Linked DNA regions of Homo sapiens: region 2 is linked to region 1. A link is an interaction called in ENCODE POLR2A ChIA-PET data of the cell type or tissue named here. Cell type or tissue: PC-9. All regions are shown on one strand. Each heading gives the region's core, and the rest is flanking DNA. Links, peaks and the distances in the headings are about the cores only.

The links. Peaks named below come from ENCODE experiments on the same cell type or tissue, not always from the same donor. Only the 100,000 strongest peaks of a DNase experiment are listed, where the experiment ranks them.
Region 2: POLR2A ChIA-PET joins it to region 1 with 9 read pairs; 2 of 35 experiments call an interaction of 5 or more read pairs at or near these places.

Annotation. Positions count from the first base shown.
Region 1 is chr5:33,288,476-33,297,884 of GRCh38, forward strand. It overlaps LOC124900637 (a long non-coding RNA gene), which reads right to left. Exons shown (of 2, transcript XR_007058725.1): 1 at 9,257-9,409. Among named protein-coding and RNA genes, the nearest start is that of LINC02160, 63 kb to the left of the region's middle. RefSeq lists an enhancer at 4,893-5,394. In PC-9, for the core only: no CTCF peak of the experiment used is centred there; no DNase peak of the experiment used is centred there.
Region 2 is chr5:32,755,628-32,765,036 of GRCh38, forward strand. The region is part of intron 3 of NPR3 (natriuretic peptide receptor 3); the gene reads left to right. Among named protein-coding and RNA genes, the nearest start is that of NPR3, 49 kb to the left of the region's middle. RefSeq lists an enhancer at 4,368-4,886. In PC-9, for the core only: no CTCF peak of the experiment used is centred there; a DNase peak (open chromatin) is centred at 4,584; H3K4me3 peaks cover 380 bases; H3K27ac peaks cover 1,517 bases.

The DNA.
Region 1 (9,409 bases), core at 586-8,585:
TCCCCTCTGTGTAATTAAGCCAGCAATGCAAAAAGTAGTTATATTTTAGATTATTTTGGCTTTTTATTTTAGGAAATTTATTCCCTTCGCTTTTGTTTTAAAAATTACTTAAAACATTACATAGTTCCAGAGTTACATTTATAAAACAGTGTACATTTAGAGCCCTCTAGTTTCTATTCCTATTGTCTTTATCCTGTTCTCCCTCATAAGTAATATTTTTATTAGTTTCTTATTTATCTTTTCATTTTTTTACTCTTGTTTAAAAAACTAGGAATAATGTTCAGCTTTCAGAAAAGTCACAAAGATAGCACAGAGAGGACTATACGCCCTTTACCCAGCCTCCTCTAATGTTGACATCTTATATAATCATGGTACAATGTCAAAAATGAGAAGTAACATCAACTAAGCTATAAACTTTTTTCAGATTTCATTAGTTTTTCCATTAATGTCCTCTTTCTGTTCCAGCATCCAGAATATCTCATTGCATTTAGGCCATTTTTATAAAAATAAGCTAGCATATATTTTTAGTTTATACTTACATATCCTATTTCTTAGATAATATGTGGTATACTACATACTTATGTCTTAATTTTGCTCTTTTGAATTAACAGCATATCCTGGAAATCATTCCATAGCAGTATATGTAGCTATTCCTTATTTCTTTTTATACTGGTTTATATTCTATTTTATAGATATGCCATAGTTTAATTAAAGTCTTCTATACATAAAAATTTTAATTGTTTGATAATAAATTGAATCACTGTGAAGAATTTCTTTGAACAATAAAATTGTGAATTGCTAAAAGGCAGTCATGTCTACAGCCAATTGATAAAAAACCCTAAGAGTAAGTGATTAAATGATTAAACCTTACAATAAACAAAAGTTGGTATCACAAACACCACTAATAAACAAGTACAAGCAACATCATTTTCCTTTACTGCATATGACCCAGTTTTAAAATGTTTTTAAATGCAAAATGAAATACATAAAATTTAAAATGAAACCAATTACCATGAAATACATTTACCAATCACTAAACAAATTATGATGTGGTGTCATATGTGCATCTATATCAACACGGAAAATAATAAGATCTAGGGGCAGTCTAATAACTATTACAACTTCAAAGCGGACATGAGCATAAATCATGTTTCAAGATTTCTGTAACTTATAACGTTACATGAAAGTATCTATGACTTCTATTGATGACAAAGTCACTGATATTGCCAATATTGCTGTGGTTTGTAACCTATATTTATAATTGAAGGAAATGCTGTATTTCAGTTAAAGGGTAATGAAAATAAAGATGTGATTTTCCCCATCCAAATTCCCAGAGCCCCTGAATTCTACCTATGGACCCCAAGTTAAAAACCTCTGCTGTAAAGTCAGGAAAAATCAGTGAAAGAAAGTACTACCCAAGTATTTTGCTAATTTGCTTTTTTAAGAGAAGCCAGAAACTAAAGTTTATTGAACATGTACTATTTGCCAGTTCTCTCTCTCCCTCTCTCTCTCTCTCTCCATATAATTATAACATATATAATATATACATACACATTATATATTTAATAATTATGTACATAACATCATATACATATTTATTCAATATACATATAATTTTTATAGCACTTAATCCTCACAAAACCCAGTGAATTTAACAGAGGTTTAGTAACTTGCCCGCAATCACATAGATAGTAAAGACAGGGTCAGAAATCAAGGCCTGTATGATTTCCACTATATCATGAAGCTTGATATAGTAACATATCAGCAGTATTTGCATTTTAAAAGTGAAAACCTATAGAAAACAATATTAGAAGGAAAAGGAAGAGAGGAATGGGGAAAGAGAATTGCTTTAGTGGTAAAATTTCAGACCTTACAAATGAGCTAGAAAGGATGTTCTTTTGTAGTAAGTTTTCCTTAAAATTCTTCAGATCACTTTGCTATTGCATACCTTTATAAAACCAGCCACATGCACTATCTGGTTAATTTCCATGACAATGGCTTATCTATATCATGGATACTCTCGATATATTCCAATTAAAGGAATAAAATACATGTAGGATAATAAGGTGGGTCTTGACATCTGTCTGCGATCACTGCCATACTTTAGTCACATTTATTTACTAGGCTGTTTCTTACTGCTGTGTTAGAGTAAGGTTGCATACCTAGAATTCAGAGATCCCAAATGGTGAAACTCTAAAAGCTAGCCTTGTAAAACACATGACTGGACATACACTGAGTACTGGAATGCTGCCATGGGATCATTCATGTGCATGTCTCTCCTAGATATAGCTGATTCTGCATCTACTCTGTCTTTTTATTCCTCTGTTTTGTTTTAATCCCCCAAAATATCATTCTTAGGCATTCACTCTGTCTTGCAGGTATAGTCACATTTCTGCTCAAAGCTCTTGTTCCAGAAGTGAATACCTGATATAAATTTCTCACCTAAGTAATCAAGATGGTACAATACTAAATGGTGAAGTACCACCTTTTACCAAGAAATAGCCACAATATCCCCTTTCGAGCTAGTTTGCTAAACCTAATGTTGATAATCCACTGGGTCATTAAGCACCAAAATGATCACTTACTTTGCAAAACCCCTGGTCATCATTTTTTCATTGCTTACAAAATGTTTGCATAACCAGTATTTTTCAGACTGCTTCATTTCATATTTGAATTTTTTAAGCCCGTGGCGTGCTTAGCTTGGGAAAATCTTTTTGTGCCAGGCTGATTATGTATCCAGATTGAACTGCAGCCTGTTGATTTAGGTCTTTGTGTCCGATAAAGGGAAAACTCTAGAAAAAAAAAAAGCATAGTTCTGTCCATTGGCCCAGTCAAAATGAGCAGTCCCTAGAGCTGTCTAAAGTCATCATGGAAAGTCTCCCTGCCAACTGCTTCACACTCTTTCCTTTGGCTGCTATTCATATCTCAAGTGTTCTCCAGGACACATGGCCCTGTGTCAGCAGCTCACCCTACCTCTCATTGCAACCTCCTTGACCTCATCAGCATTTCACTTCTCTGTCCCCTGTGACAGACTGTTGGCAAATATAGTCACAAGTATTCCTCCCATCTCACATGCCCTTTAGCAGTGTGACTTTGCCCCTCTTCTCATCAAGACATGGAATCTATTTCTCCTCTGTGGAAATCTGGGCTAGGCCTTTGATTTGTAGAAATAACACTGTGGCTTCAAAGGCTAGGCCTTAAGAGACCTTACACCTTCCATTTCCATTTTTCTCTCTCTTGGAACTAACTGTGAGAACACCATGCTGTCAAGGAGTCCAGTCTCACCAAGTGGAGGCTGAGAGGCCATGTGGAGGAGAGCCAAGGTGCCCCAGCTGACTGGCAGCATCAACTGCCGGAAGTATTAGGGAGGACATCTTGAACTGCCAGCCCCAGTGAAGTCATCATATGACTGCGATCATGTGATCTCAGGCAAGACCAGCAGAAGTACCATCTAGATTGACAAACCAGAGGATTATGAGAGAGAATACATAGTTGTGTTTTTAGACTACTGAGTTTGGGATGGTTTATCACATAGCAATAGACAAATGAAAAACCTTCCTTTAGCAGTCTTGCCTCGAGAGTCATCCAACACTTTACTTCAATCTTTTGTTCAAGAGGGAAAAAAAAATCTCAGTCTTTACTAACATACCATTTTTGTTCACATAAGGGCTGCATTTTATGCCAAATTTTGGTCAGCCAAAGGTAAGGATATGAACATTACATAATAAGGAAATTCCTCAAACTGCTGTCAATATACAGATAGAAAAATATTCACTATGTGCTTAAGACATGACATTAAGAAGTAAAGTATAAACATTGACATAAGGAAGACCTACTTAGAACGGTAGCTCCACTACCTTTAAGGATTGCATTAATAGGAATTGACAGAAGCTCTTTCCAGTATGTAGAAGAGTCATCTTTCTACCTAGGCTAATCAAATGGAGTTTTACTGTAGAGCTGGGCTATAGGTATTGCCCAGCCTAAGTCAAGACAGAGGCCTGAGTCCAGTATTTCCTCATCATTTTTTTCATTCCCATTCTTGGGGTTTTCTTAGTTTCATAGCTCTTGTGTTACCAATACTTAGAAAATGAATGGTTTACCAGGGTTCTATATGCTGTATATAAACCTCCTAAATCATAAGCAAAATTGAGCAGCAAAAGTCATATTATTTTAATTATATTCTCAGAGACTTCTTTGACCACCCCCAGCAAGAGAGAATAATAAATACTGAGTTAGAGAACAAAGTGTCAACTTAGAGAGCAAAGTGTCACTTAAAACCAAAAGTTCTTTTTTAATAGCACCCATTTAAATGTTTCACTTAAAAAGTAGTAACTCAAATATACACAAAGAAAATTTATTAATTTTTAAAGGCATAAATCAGTATGAAAGGGGACAAGTTATAAATTATGCATCTCAGAACATCTGTTACCCTAAAGATCTAGACTAATGTTTAAAAATAAATTTTTCAGGGGGCTTCCCCTTTCAGGAAGATGGAGTAGATGTTCTTTTTTGTATTCATCCAAGTAAATACAACTAAAACCTCTGCATATGTAAAATTTATATAAGAAGACTGACAGGTTAAGAAAAGGGAGACAGGCTAAGGACCTCAGGATCTGAGTGACAATACAGTGATGAGTTCCCTGCATTTTCTCATTGCCTCATATATTCAGGATTTGCAGCTAAAGAAGTCAGCAACCCCAAAACACCAATGAATACAAAAATAAAACAATAACAACAATAAAAGTCTGCTCTTTCTAGTCAAATGTCCTGGAAAGAGGCAGAAAATGTTTAAAAAATAGTTGCTCTACTCTTGTCAAACATCATCGCCACTCCCCTCCACCACCACCATCAGCAGCAAAAGCCAAGCAAAAACCCACTTTTGTCAGGCTGTAACACGGCATCTCCACATCCCTCATTGTAGTAGTAGAGTAGGAAGTGGGACATTCATTCCCCACTGAGCACTAATGAGCCAGCCCCCCTCAAACACCCATGGTGTCAGTGGAGACCACCTGGGGAGCAATGGAGATGCCATGGGGAACATACTTCTACCCACCCAGCAGTAATGAGGTATGCTTCTGCCTTCTCACTGGAGTGGTGTCAGAGGAGACCTACTGGAAAGTCAGGACTTTCATCGCTCTCCAGGAGAAAATGAGGCCACTCATCCTCTCCCCATGGGGTCAGTAGTAGCTAGGAAGGGAGCAGCAAGGATGCCCTCCTACTCTTCCCCACTAGGAAGGTATCAGTGGAGACTAGAGGGATCTGGAACTCCCATTCCTGCCCAGTAGTAACAAGAAGTATATGGCTTTGGTTACCAATGTATCCAAACTGGGGAACCTGAATGGACTGCTACACAAACCCAGCAGTAACAAGGTAGCACTCAACCTTCCTTTGGTGTCAGAGAAAGCCATCTCAAACAGAGATTTGAATAAGATCTGGAGTCTTATAACATAGTACCTAAATGTCTAGGTTTTAATTGATACTTATTCATTACACCAATTACCAAGAAAATCTGAAACTAAATGAAAAAAGATAGTTAACAAATGCCAGTAAGATGATAGCGATCTTAGAATTATCTGACAAAAATTTTAAAGCAGCCATGATAAAAACATTTCGATGAACAATTACAAATACACTTGACACAAAATAGGATGTCTCAGCAAACAAATTTTTTAAAGTTTCAGCAAAGAGGTAAAAGACATAATTAAGGACCAAAGGGAAATTTTAGAACTGAAAAATATAACTGAAATTAAAAACAAACAAACAAACGAAAAAAAAACAGTGGATGGGCTCAACAGCAGAATGGGAACAGAAGAATCAGTGAACTAGAAGACAGGATGATAGGAATTACCCAGTCTGAACAACAGGGAGAAAATAGATTGAAATAAGTTAACAGATTCTAGGGGACCTTTGGAACTGTAACAAAAGATCTAATTGTCATGTTTTATTCTTGAAGGGGTGAAAAAAGAGGATGGGGCTGTAAAAATACTTGAAGAAATAAGAGTTGACCAAAAACTTCCTAAATTTTGCAAAAACAATGCAAACCTACAGATTTAAGAAGGTGAGAATATTCCAAACAAAATAAACTCAATGAAATCTGTACTTTTACACATAATGGTCAAATTACAAAAACTAAAGAAAAAGTCTTGAAAGCAGCAAAAGAGATGTACCTTACCTATAAGAAAAAACAATTCAAATGACAGTAATTATTAATTTTAAAGATATAGAGACCAGAAGGAAACAGCACGCCATTTTTCAAGAACTGAAAGAAAACAACTGTCAACCGAAAATCTTATATTGGGTGAAAATATGCTTCAAGAATGAAGTGGGTATCAAGATATTTTCAGATGAAGGAAAACTAAGATAATTTGTCACCAATAGATCTACTAAAAAAGAATGGTTAAAGAAAATGGTCTCAACAGAAAGAAATTTATAAAACAGGAACCTTGGAACATCACAAAGAAAGAACATGGTAAGCAAAAATATAAGTAAATACAACAGACTTTTCTGGAGTTTTCTAAATCATGTTTGATGGTTGAGGCAAAAAATATAGCACTACTTGATGTGGTTCTAAATGTATGCAGAAGAAGTATTTAAGACAATTGTATTGCAAATAGGGGAGGATAGAAGATTTAAAGGGAGGTAAGGTTTCTATACTTCACTTGAAGCAATAACGTGATAATACCAGCAGACTATGAAGAGTAATGTATACATAATGTGATATATAGAGCAATCACTAAACAAGTTATTCAAAGAGATACATCAAAATCACTATAGAATATAATAAAAAAGAACAAACTATTGATACATGCAATGCCCTGGATGAAACTCCGGAGAATTCGGCTGAGTGAAAAAAGCCAGTCCCTAAATGTTACATCATGCATTGTTCAATTTACATGTGTGTGTGTGTGTGTGTGTGTGTGTGTGTAAAACAAAATTATATAAATGGTCAACAGATTAGTGATTACCAGAAGTTAAGGTGGTGTTGGAGGCAGGCAGTAACTGGATATGGCTATTATAAATGAGAGATTGTTGTGATGATGGAAATGTTCTGTATCTTCACTGAATAAATGTCAGTATCCTGGCTGTGATCCTGAACTCTAGTTTTCCAAGATGTTACTATTGGAGAAAACTGAGTAAAGAGTACACAAGATCTCTCTGTATTATTTTCTATAGCTACATGTGGATCTATATTTATTTAATTTTTAATTTAATCTATATTAATTTAATTTTTTAAATCCACAAGGGTGAATAAACAAAAATAAATAAATTCTTCCTGAAGAGTTATTGTGGTCTTCTCATGTACGTTTCTTTCTGAGCCAGAATCAATTTCACCACGTGAAAAGTCCTGAGGTCCATATAATGACATATCAGCATACTTAGCTAGAGCAAGAATAGACAGTAACAAACAAACATAAAACATTGAACTAAATTCCAAACACCTCTTCAACCCTCCTTGAATTTAAGAATACTAACTTTGTAAACACAGATATTAGAAGTTCCACTGTGGAAAGTAGTTCAGGGCACTGCTTTGAGGGTCCTGAGCAAGATTCTCCTTGCTTATTTGCTATCAGAGTCTGTGTCTGACAATTCATCTCAGGCAACTTATACTCACCATTCCAACTCTTAATTCCAAGCCAGTTCTACTACTATTGAAGGAGGGTCCCAAAGGCATCAAGTGAATCCAATTCCCCACCCTCAAACTCAGCCACTGGGCATGGAAATATTTTAACCAGTTACCCATTCTCTAAAATTTTCAATAGCTTCCCACTTCCTATAGGAAAAGGTACAAACTTCTTAGTCCAGCACAAGAGGCTACTATCTAAACCCTACCCACTTCCATAACTGGTCTTTTATTTGTCCCCTAAAAGACCACTCACTTGAACCAGAATGTTTCTGTTCATCAAACCCAAACTTCTGTTCATCTTCCCACCTTCTTGTCTTCTTCTCATACTACTACTCCAGACTAGAGAGCTTCCCACTCCTCCTCTCTGGCTTCACTAAGTTCTACTTTTCTTTTAAAACTTGCCTCCATTCTGAAGCCTACCTTAAAGATGTCTCTTGCCATTAAATATTCTTTTCTTTCTGCCATCCCTCATTTCTCCACATAGCATTAGTTATTTTTATCATTTCTGTTTTTTTCTGCTCAAGTCCTATCTCCCTATTCAGATTGCAAGCCACTCAAAGAGCCTTTTATCTCTGTAAATCTCTGAAAACAGAAAAAAAAAGTTTATGTTGACGGCCAAGATTTTAATATTAGATCTGGCATAGAAGTAACTTGCTTCCCATCTGGACTTTAAATTCCTCAAATACAAATAAGGAAGATGAATTAGACGAGTAGTTTTTAACCAAGGATATGCATTGAACTTACCTGGGGCTACCTTTGAAAATATGTGACCCTGAAAAAGTGATTTTAACCATCTAAGCTTCCCTCTCTGCATTTATAAGAAGGAGACAATGGTAGCACTTACTTCATAGGACTGTTAATGAGGATTAAGTTAGTTAATACATATAAAGCAATTTTGCATAGCTCCTTGAACATATTAAGCTCCCAATACATTTTAGCTACTGCTAAATACAAATTGTTAAAACTTGATTCACTTGGATATACTTATCATTCTAGAACAGTGTTCCCAACTTACAGTTGGGAGAAGTGAAACAGGGCAGGAACCCCTCATAGGGGCCTGTGAGTACCACCCCAACAACTAGCATGAAAATAAAGGAAAATCTTGAGTTCCCTCAAGGGTAATTCCAGGCACCTAGCTATCCTTAAGAAGTAAATAAACAACTTGATAAGTGGGAAGGTAATAGTAGCTTAAAACAATAGCCAAGGAGTTAGAATCACCAGAATGTTTGGTTCCCTGTAGAAACTAAAGATAACATCTTAACATGTATACCTGAGTTGTTTTTCAGCAACCTGGACCCCCACCAAATGGATCTGCTGGCACTGAGACCTCAGATAAGGGGGAGCTGAGGATTGCACTCTGACCTTTCTTCTAAATTTCTTCCTGAGGGGCCTGGAGAAAGTCTCACCCACAAGCCAGAGCTAACATTCTTTACTACTGACTTTACAATTTTAAACAAAGTTTCTCTTCCTTAACCAATTGCAAATCAGAAAATATTTGAACCTACCTATGACCTGTGGGCCCCTCCACTTCAAGATGTCCTACCATTTTAGGTCAAACCAATGTATAGCCTCTATATATTGATTTATGACTTTACCTGTAACTTCTGCCTTCCTGCCTTTAAAAACCCTTACCTGTAAGTGTAACGTTCTTGTATCGTTTCCACCCTGAGAGCACACCAACAGACAACACGAGGCGGTGTGGAGCAACATGCTGTTTTAATGACGGCCTGGGTGCAGGCGGGCCCCAAGTGACGACTGGGCAAAGTTTTATAGTCTCCTGTAAAC
Region 2 (9,409 bases), core at 850-8,849, 530 kb before region 1:
TTAGACACATTTAAGAAATAGTGAAATAACCCTGCTTGAATGGATGGATTTCTTAGAAGAGTGGTTTGGAAAGATCTGTGTCTTTTTGAAATTTGTTCCTTCCTTGACTGCCAAAACACCATCATCTCCAAGTTCTATACCTACATTGCCGCATCCTTCTTTGTCTTCTTTGATGACAAAGTGTTCTCATTGTTCAATTCCCACCTATGAGTGAGAACATGCGGTGTTTGGTTTTTTGTTCTTGCGATAGTTTGCTGAGAATGATGGTTTCCAACTTCATCCATGTCCCTACAAAGGACATGAACTCATCATTTTTTATGGCTGCATAGTATTCCATGGTGTATATGTGCCACATTTTCTTAATCCAGTCTATCATTGATGGACATTTGGGTTGGTTCCAAGTCTTTGCTATGTGAATAGTGCTGCAATAAACATATGTGTGCATGTGCCTTTATAGCAGCATGATTTATAATCTTTGGGTATATACCCAGTAATGGGATGGCTGGGTCAAATGGTATTTCTAGTTCTAGATCCTTGAGGAATCACTAAACTGTCTTCCACGAATGGTTGAACTAGTTTACAGTCCCACCAACAGTGTAAAAGTGTTCCAGTTTCTCCACATCCTCTCCAGCACCTGTTGTTTCCTGACTTTTTAATGATCACCATTCTAACTGGTGTGAGATGGTATCTCATTGTGGTTTTGATTTGCATTTCTCTGATGGCCAGTGATGATGAGCATTTTTTCATGTGTCTGTTGACTGCATAAATGTCTTCTTTTGAGAAGTGTCTGTTCATATCCTTTGCCTACTTTTTGATGGGGTTGTTTGTTTTTTTCCTGTAAATTTGTTTGAGTTCTTTGTAGATTCCGGATATTAGCCCTTTGTCAGATGAGTAGATTGCAAAAATTTTCTCCCATTCTGTAGGTTGCCTGTTTACTCTGACGGTAGTTTCTTTTGCTGTGCAGAAGCTCTTTAGTTTAATGAGATCCCATTTGTCAATTTTGGCTTTTGTTGCCATTGCTTTTGGTGTTTTAGACATGAACTCCTTGCCCATGCCTATGTCCTGAATGGTATTGCCTAGGTTTTCTTATAGGGTTTTTATGGTTTTAGGTCTAACATTTAAGTCTTTAATCCCTCTTGAATTAATTTTTGTATAAGGTGTAAGGAAGTGATCCAGTTTCAGCTTTCTACATATGGCTAGCCAGTTTTCCCAGCACCATTTATTAAATAGGGAATCCTTTCCCCATTTCTTGTTTTTGTCAGGGTTGTCAAAGATCAGATGGCTGTAGATATGTGGTATTATTTCTGAGGGCTCTGTTCTGTTCCATTGGTCTATATCTCTGTTTTGGTAGCAGTACCATGCTGTTTTGGTTACTGTAGCCTTGTAGTATAGTTTGAAGTCAGGTAGCATGATGCCTCCAGCTTTGTTCTTTTGGCTTAGGATTGTGTTGGCAATGCCAGCTTTTTTCTGGTTCCATATGAACTTTAAAGTAGTTTTTTCCAATTCTGTGATGAAAGTCATTGGTAGCTTGATGGGGAAGGCATTGAATCTATAAATGACCTTGGGCAGTGTGGCCATTTTCACGATATTGATTCTTCCTATCCATGAGCATGGAATGTTCTTCCATTTGTTTGTATCCTCTTTTATTTCATTGAGCAGTGGTTTGTAGTTTTCCTTGAAGAGGTCCTTCACATCCCTTGTAAGTTGGATTCCTAGGTATTTTATTCTCTTTGAAGCAATTGTGAATGGGAGTTCACTCATGATTTGGCTATTTGTCTGTTATTGGTGTATAAGAATGCTTGTGATTTTTGTACATTGATTTTGTATCCTGAGACTTTGCTGAAGTTGCTTATCAACTTAAGGAGATTTTGGGCTGAGATGATGGGTTTTTCTAAATATACAGTCATGTCATCTGCAAACAGGGACAGTTTGACTTCCTCTTTTCCTAATTGAATACCCTTTATTTCTTTCTCCTGCCTGATTGCCCTGGCCAGGACTTCCAACACTACGTTGAATAGGAGTGGTGAGAGAGGGCATCCCTGTCTTGTGCTAGTTTTGAAAGGGAATGCTTCCAGTTTTTGTCCATTCAGTATGATATTGGCTGTGGGTTTGTCATAAATAGCTCTTATTATTTTGAGATATGTCCCATCAATACCTAATTTATTGAGCGTTTTTAGCATGAAGGGCTATTGAATTTTGTCAAAGGCCTTTTCTGCATGTATTGAGATAATCATGTGGTTTTTGTCTTTGGTTCTCTTTATATGATGGATTACGTTTATTGATTTGCGTATGTTGAACCAGTCTTGCATCCCAGGGATGAAGCCCACTTGATCATGGTGGATAAGCTTTTTGATGTGCTGCTGGATTCGGTTTGCCAGTATTTTATTGAGGACTTTTGCATCGATGTTCAGCAGGGATATTGGTCTAAAATTCTCTTTTTTTTGTTGTGCTTCTGCCAGGCTTTGGTATCAGGATGATGCTGGCCTCGTAAAATGAGTTAGGGAGGATTCCCTCTTTTTCTATTGATTGGAATAGTTTCAGAAGGAATGGTACCAGTTCCTCCTTGTACCTCTGGTAGAATTCGGCTGTGAATCCATCTGGTCCTGGACTTTTTTTGGTTGGTAGCCTATTAATTATTGCCTCAATTTCAGAACCTGTTATTGGTCTATTCAGGGATTCAAATTCTTCCTGGTGTAGTCTTCGGAGGGTGTATGTGTCCAGGAATTTATCCATTTCTTCTAGATTTTCTAGTTTATTTGCATAGAGGTGTTTATAGTATTCTCTGATGGTAGTTTGTATTTCTGTGTGATCGGTGGTGATATCCCCTTTATAATTTTTTATTGCGTCTATTTGATTCTTCTGTCTTTTCTTCTTTATTAGTCTTGCTAGTGGTCTATCAATTTTGTTGATCTTGTCAAAAAACTAGCTCCTGGATGCATTGATTTTTTTGAAGGGTTTTTTGTGTCTCTGTCTCCTTCAGTTCTTCTCTGATCTTAGTTATTTCTTGCCTTCTGCTAGCTTTTGAATGTGTTTGCTCTTGCTTCTCTAGTTCTTTTAATTGTGATGTTAGGGTGTCAATTTTAGATCTTTCCTGCTTTCTCTCGTGGGCTTTCAGTGCTATAAATTTCCCTCTACACAGTGCTTTAAATGTGTCCCAAAGATTCTGGTATGTTGTGTCTTTGTTCTCATTGGTTTCAAAGAACATCTTTATTTCTGCCTTCATTTCGTTATGTACCCAGTAGTCATTCAGGAGCAGGTTGTTCAGTTTCCATGTAGTTGAGCAGTTTTGAGTGAGTTTCTTAATCCTGAGTTCTAGTTTGATTGCACTGTGGTCCGAGAGACAGTTTGTTATAATTTCTGTTCTTTTACATTTTCTGAGGAATGCTTTACTTCCAACTATGTGGTCAATTTTGGAATAGGTGTGGTGTGGTGCTGAGAAGAATGCATATTCTGTTGATTTGGGGTGGAGAGTTCTGTAGATGTCTATTAGGTCCGCTTGGTGCAGAGCTGAGTTCAAGTCCTGGATATCCTTGTTAACTTTCTGTCTCGTTGATCTGTCTAATGTTGACAGTGGGGTGTTAAAGTTTCCCATTATTATTGTGTGGGAGTCTAAGTCTCTTTGTAGATCTCTAAGGACTTGCTTTATGAATCTGGGTGTTCCTGTATTGAGTGCATATATATTTAAGATAATTAGCTCTTCTTGTTGAATTGATCCCTTTACCATTATGTAATGGCCTTTTTTTTCTCTTTTGATCTTTGTTGGTTTAAAGTCTGTTTTATCAGAGACTAGGATTGCAACCCCTGCCTTTTTTTGTTTTTCATTTGCTTGCCAGATCTTCCTCCATCCCTTTATTTTGAGCGTATGTGTGTCTCTGCACATGAGATGGGTCTCCTGAATACAGCACACTGATGGGTCTTGACTCTTTATCCAATTTGCCAGTCTGTGTCTTTTAATTGGAGTATTCAGCCCATTTACATTTAAAGTTAGTATAGTTATGTGTGAATTTGATTCTGTCATTATTATGTTAGCTGGTTATTTTGCTCGTTAGTTGATGGCAGTTTCTTCCTAGCATCAGTGGTCCTTACAATTTGGCATGTTTTTGCAGTGGCTGGTAGCAGTTGTTCCTTTCCATGTTTAGTGCTTCCTTCAGGAGCTCTTGTAAGGCAGGCCTGGTGGTGACAAAATCTCTCCGCATTTGCTTGTCTGTAAAGTATTTTATTTCTCCTTCACTTATGAAGCTTAGTTTGGTTGGATATGAAATTCTGGGTTGAAAATTCTTTTCTTTAAGAATGTTGAATATTGGCCCCCACTCTCTTCTGGCTTGTAGCGTTTCTGCTGAGAGATTCGCTGTTAGTCTGATGGGCTTCCCTTTGTGGGTTACCCGACTTTTCTCTGTGGCTGCCCTTAGTAGTTCATTCTTTTTCAAAAAGTTGCTGAGTAATACTATGTTGTTTAAATACGCCATGATTTGTTTATCTATTCTTCTGTTGATGGATGTTTTTTTTTTTCCAGTTTGGAACTATTGTGACCGAAGCTGCAATGAGCATTCTTGAATACGTTTTTTTGCGGACCCATGCTTTCATTTCTGTTGAGTAAACATCCAGGAATGGAATTGCTGAGTCATAGCATAGATGCAAGTTTAACTTTATAAGAAGCTGTCAAAGTAGTATCATTTTACATTCCAACCAGCAATGTATGGAGTTACAGTTGTTCTACAACCTCATTTACACTTGGTGGTGTCAGGTTTTTAATTTTAGCTATTCTGATGGATGTAAAATGCTACCTTGCTGTAGTTTAAATTATATTCTGATGACTAGTGGTTTTGAGCTACTTTTCATGTGCTTGTTGGCTACTTCACTTTTGTGACCGGTCTGCTGAAATACTTTGCTTATTTAAAAATTAGCCTGTCTTTTTATTGTTGTTTGAAAGATTTCTTTTTTATATATTCTGGATATAAGTCAGATATCTGTATAGTGAATATGTTCTCTGTCTTTCACCTGCATTTTAATATTTTAACTGCGCTTTTTGATGAGCAGTGGTTTTTTTTTTTTTAAATTTAGATGTAGTCAGTTTTTTTAATGTTCTGCTTTTTTGGTATCATCTTTAATAAAAATCTGCCAACCCTAAAGTCACAAAGATATTTTCTGGTTTTCTTTCAGAGCTTCATGAAAGTTTTGGCTTTTATATTTAGGTCTGTGATCTGTCTCAAGTGAATTTTTGTATTTGCTGTGAGGTAGGAATCAAGTTTTAGTTTTTTCCCATCTTTTTCTGTTCTGCCACAATGCATTGAAAATGCTTTGTTTCTCCCATTGTCTTGCTCAGGTGCCTTCGTCAAAACTCAAGTGACTATTTTAAGTGCGGTTCTTAGACTCTTTATTCTGTTCCATTTATCTATTTGTCTATTCTTACACCAGTTCTACACTGTCTTGAAAACTGTAGCTTTGTAGCAAATATTCAAATCTGGCAATGTGAGCCCCCTAATTTGTCCTTCTCTTTGAAAAAATTTTGCCTACTGTAAGTTTTTTCCTTTTTATATATAAATCAACTTGTCAATTTGATTTAAGAATCAACTTGTTAGTTTCTAAAAAAAAAAATCCTGGATTTTTGATTTGGATTGTATTGATCTGTACACCAATTTGGGGGAAAACTGACATCTTAAATATACTGAGTCTTTCAATCCATGAACATGAGATACTCCTCCATTTATTTGGGTCTTCTTTATCTCAGCAATGTTTATAGTTTTCTGTGTAAAGATCCTGCACATTTCTGATTTTTAAAAAAAATAATTTTTTGTCTTTTGCTGCTATTGGACACAGAATAAAACAACCATTTCCAATTGTTCATTGCTAGTATATAGAAATACAGTTGATTTTTATATACTGGTGTTTGTTTCTGTTCTTTAGATTGAGATATTTTCTATTGTTATTTCTTCAAGATCACGGACTCTTCTGCTGTCTCTAATCTGCTTTTAAGCCTGTCTAGTGACTATTTCCTTTTTCAATATTGTACTTTTCAGTTCTATAATTTCTATTTTTTTTTAATATAGCTTTCATTTCTCTGCTGAGATTACTCATATGGTAACTCTCTTTGGCTATCTTTTTACTTTTATTTTTATTTTATTTTTAAATTTAGTTTTATTTTTTATTTCTTTAACTCAAAAATATAATTTTTTTTTTCATTATACTTTAAGTTCTGGGATACATATGCAGAATGTGCAGGTTTGTTACATAGGTATACACGTGCCATGGTGATTTGCTGCACTCATCAACCTGTCATCTACATTAGGTATTTCTCCTAATGCTATCCTTCACCTAGCTTCCAATCCCCCAACAGGCCCCGGTGTGTGATATTCCCCTCCCTGTGTCCATGTGTTCTAATTCTTCAACTCCCACTTATGAGTGAGAACATGTGGTGTTTGGTTTTCTGTTCCTGTGTTAGTTTGCTGAGAATGATGCTTCCCAGCTTCATCCATGTCCTGGCAAAGGACATGAACTCATCCTTTTTTTACAGCTGCATAGTATTCCATAGTTTACATGTGCCACATTTTCTTTATCCAGTCTACCAGAGATGGGCATTTGGGTTGGTTCCAAGTCTTTGCTGTTGTGAACAGTGCTGCAATAAACATACATGTGCATGTGTCTTTATAGCAGAATAATTTATAATCCTCTGGGTATATACCCAGTAGTGGGATTGCTAGGTCAAATGGTATTTCTGGTTCTAGATCCTTGAGGAATCACCACACTGTCTTCCACAATGGTTGAACTAATTTACACTCCCACCGACAGTGTAAAGGCATTCCTATTTCTCCACATCCTCTCCAGCATCTGTTGTTTCCTGATTTTTTAATGATCACCATTCTAACTGGCGTGAGGTGGTATCTCATTGTGGTTTTGATTTGCATTTCTCTAATGACCAGTGATGATGAGCTTTTATTCATGTTTGTCAGCCACATAAATGTCTTCTTTTGAAGTGTCTGTTCATATCCTTCTGTCATATCCTTCTGTTTTTAAGTGTCTGTTCATATCCTTCACCTACTTTTTCATGGGGTTGTTTGTTTTTTTCTTGTAAATTTGTTTACGTTCTTTGTAGATTCTGAATATTAGCCCTTTGTCAGATGGATAGATTGCAAAATTTTTCTCCCATTCTGTAGGTTGCCTGTTCACTCTGATGATAGTTTCTTTTGCTGTGCAGAAGGTCTTCAGTTTGATTAGATCCGATTTGTCAATTTTGGCTTTTGTTGCCATTGCTTTTGGTGTTTTTGTCATGAAGTCTTTGCCCATGCCTATGTCCTGAATGGTATTGCCTAGGTTTTCTTCTAGGGTTTTTATAGTTTTAGGTCTTACATTTAAGTCTTTAATCCATCTTGAGTTAATTTTTGTATAAGGTATAAGGAAGGGGTCAAGTTTCAGTTTTCTGCATATGGCTAGCCAGTTTTTCCAACACCATTTATTAACTAGGGAATCCTTTCCCCATTGCTTGTTTTTGTCAGGTTTGTCAAAGATCAGCTGCTTGTAGATGTGTGGTGTTATTTCTGAGGCCTCTGTTCTGTTCCATTGGTCTATATATCTGTTTTGGTACCAGTACCATGCTGTTTTGGTTACTGTAGCCTTGTAGTATAGTTTGAAGTCAGGTAGAGTGATGCCTCCAGCTTTGTTCTTTGCCCATCTTTTATTTTTTATTTATATTTATTTATTTACTTTTTGAGACAGAATCTTGCTCTGTTGCCCAGGCTAGAGTGCAGTGGCAGTGCAGAGCTGCAGTGCAGCTCACTGCAACCTCTGCCTCCTGGGTTCAAACAACTTTCCTGCTTCATTCTCCCTAGTAGCAATGGCCACCTCGCTCAGCTAATTTTTTTTTTTTTTTTTTTAAGAGTCAGGGTTTGATCATGTTGGTCAGGCTCATCTTGAATTTCTGATCTCAAGTGACCTGCCCACCTTGGCCTCCCAAAGTGCTGGGATTACAGACCTGAGCCATTGTGCCCAGCCTCTTTGGCCATCTTTTTGAAAAGTCTCTAAACATATTTATAATAGCTGCTTTAAAACTCATGTCTGCTAATTCCAACATTTATATCATCTCCAGGTCACTTTCTACTCACGATATTTTTCTTGAGTGTAGGTCACCTCTCCAGCCCCCGCATGTCCAGTATGTTTTGATTTTATACTGGATGTTGTGGATATTATGTTATAAAGATTGTATTCAGAGTATTTATTTGAAGTCTTAATTTTTGTTCTAGCAGGTAATTAAATTACTGACTGACGTCCTTGAACTTTTGGAAACTTGGTTTTGGTCTTTCTTAGGGTTGCTCTGTTTTGGTTTTGCTTTTAGTCTTAGAATGAATTGTTAGTCTTTGGACATAGTCTTGACTCCTAACCTGTGGTCCTTTTGTAGGGTTTTCATGGAAAGTCTGAGGCATTCCCCAGTTTCCTCTAGCTTGGTGGGGTTCAAACTCCAAACTCTCTTCCGCACAGAGGGCAGCAGTTCAGATGTTCCTCAGCTTCTCAGCCTACCCTCTTTCTACTGGACTCCTGATGTCTCCTTCGTGCATGTGCAGTTTAGGGATTTACCATGGACAGCAGAAGTTTATGAAAGACTTGGGTGCTCCTTTCTCTGTGGCTCTGTTCTTCCCAGGAATTACCCCCTTGATATCAGCTCTCACCTATCTCTTCTGATCTTTAAAGCCAAGAAGCTTGTGACCTTCTGCTTGAGTGCCAGCTGCCCCCTGCTTCTGGGGCCAGGGGGTACCCTCAAGGGAAAAGCCCTGTCAATTTAGTTTCCAAATAGTGTTGTCTCTTCTTTTGAGGGTCAAATCTCTGCTAGCTACCGTCTGCATTTGGTCAATTTCTAGTGCTTTCAAGTAGTTCTTCAAAAAAAGAATTTGGCCGGGCACGGTGGCTCCTGTCTGTAATCCCAGCACTTTGGGAGGCCGAGGCGGGTGGATCACCTGAGGTCAAAGGTTTGAGATTAGCCTGGCCAACATCGTGAAACCCTGTCTCTACCAAAAATACAAAAGTTAGCCGGGCGTGGTGGCGGGTGCCTGTAGTCCCAGCTACTTGGGAGGCTGAGGCAGGAGAATTGCTTGAACCCAGGAGGTGGAGGTTGCAGTGAGCCGAGATCACGCCACTCCATTCCAGCCTGGGTGACAAGAGTGAGGGTCCATCTCAAAAAAAAAAAAAAAAAAAAAAAAAAAAGAATTTGTCCAGGATATAGAATTATTTTTGGAGAGAGTTAATCTGATACAAACTATGCCACCACTACTGGAATGCTCTTTTTAAAACATAACAATAATTCTACTAATCACACCAAAAAGTTGCCAATGATTCCTTAATTTTACCCAAATGCAGGGAATTAAGTTTCTTGTGAGGGAGATAATATTTAGTTTAGCTTTTTTCTTTTTTTTATAGCAAAGTT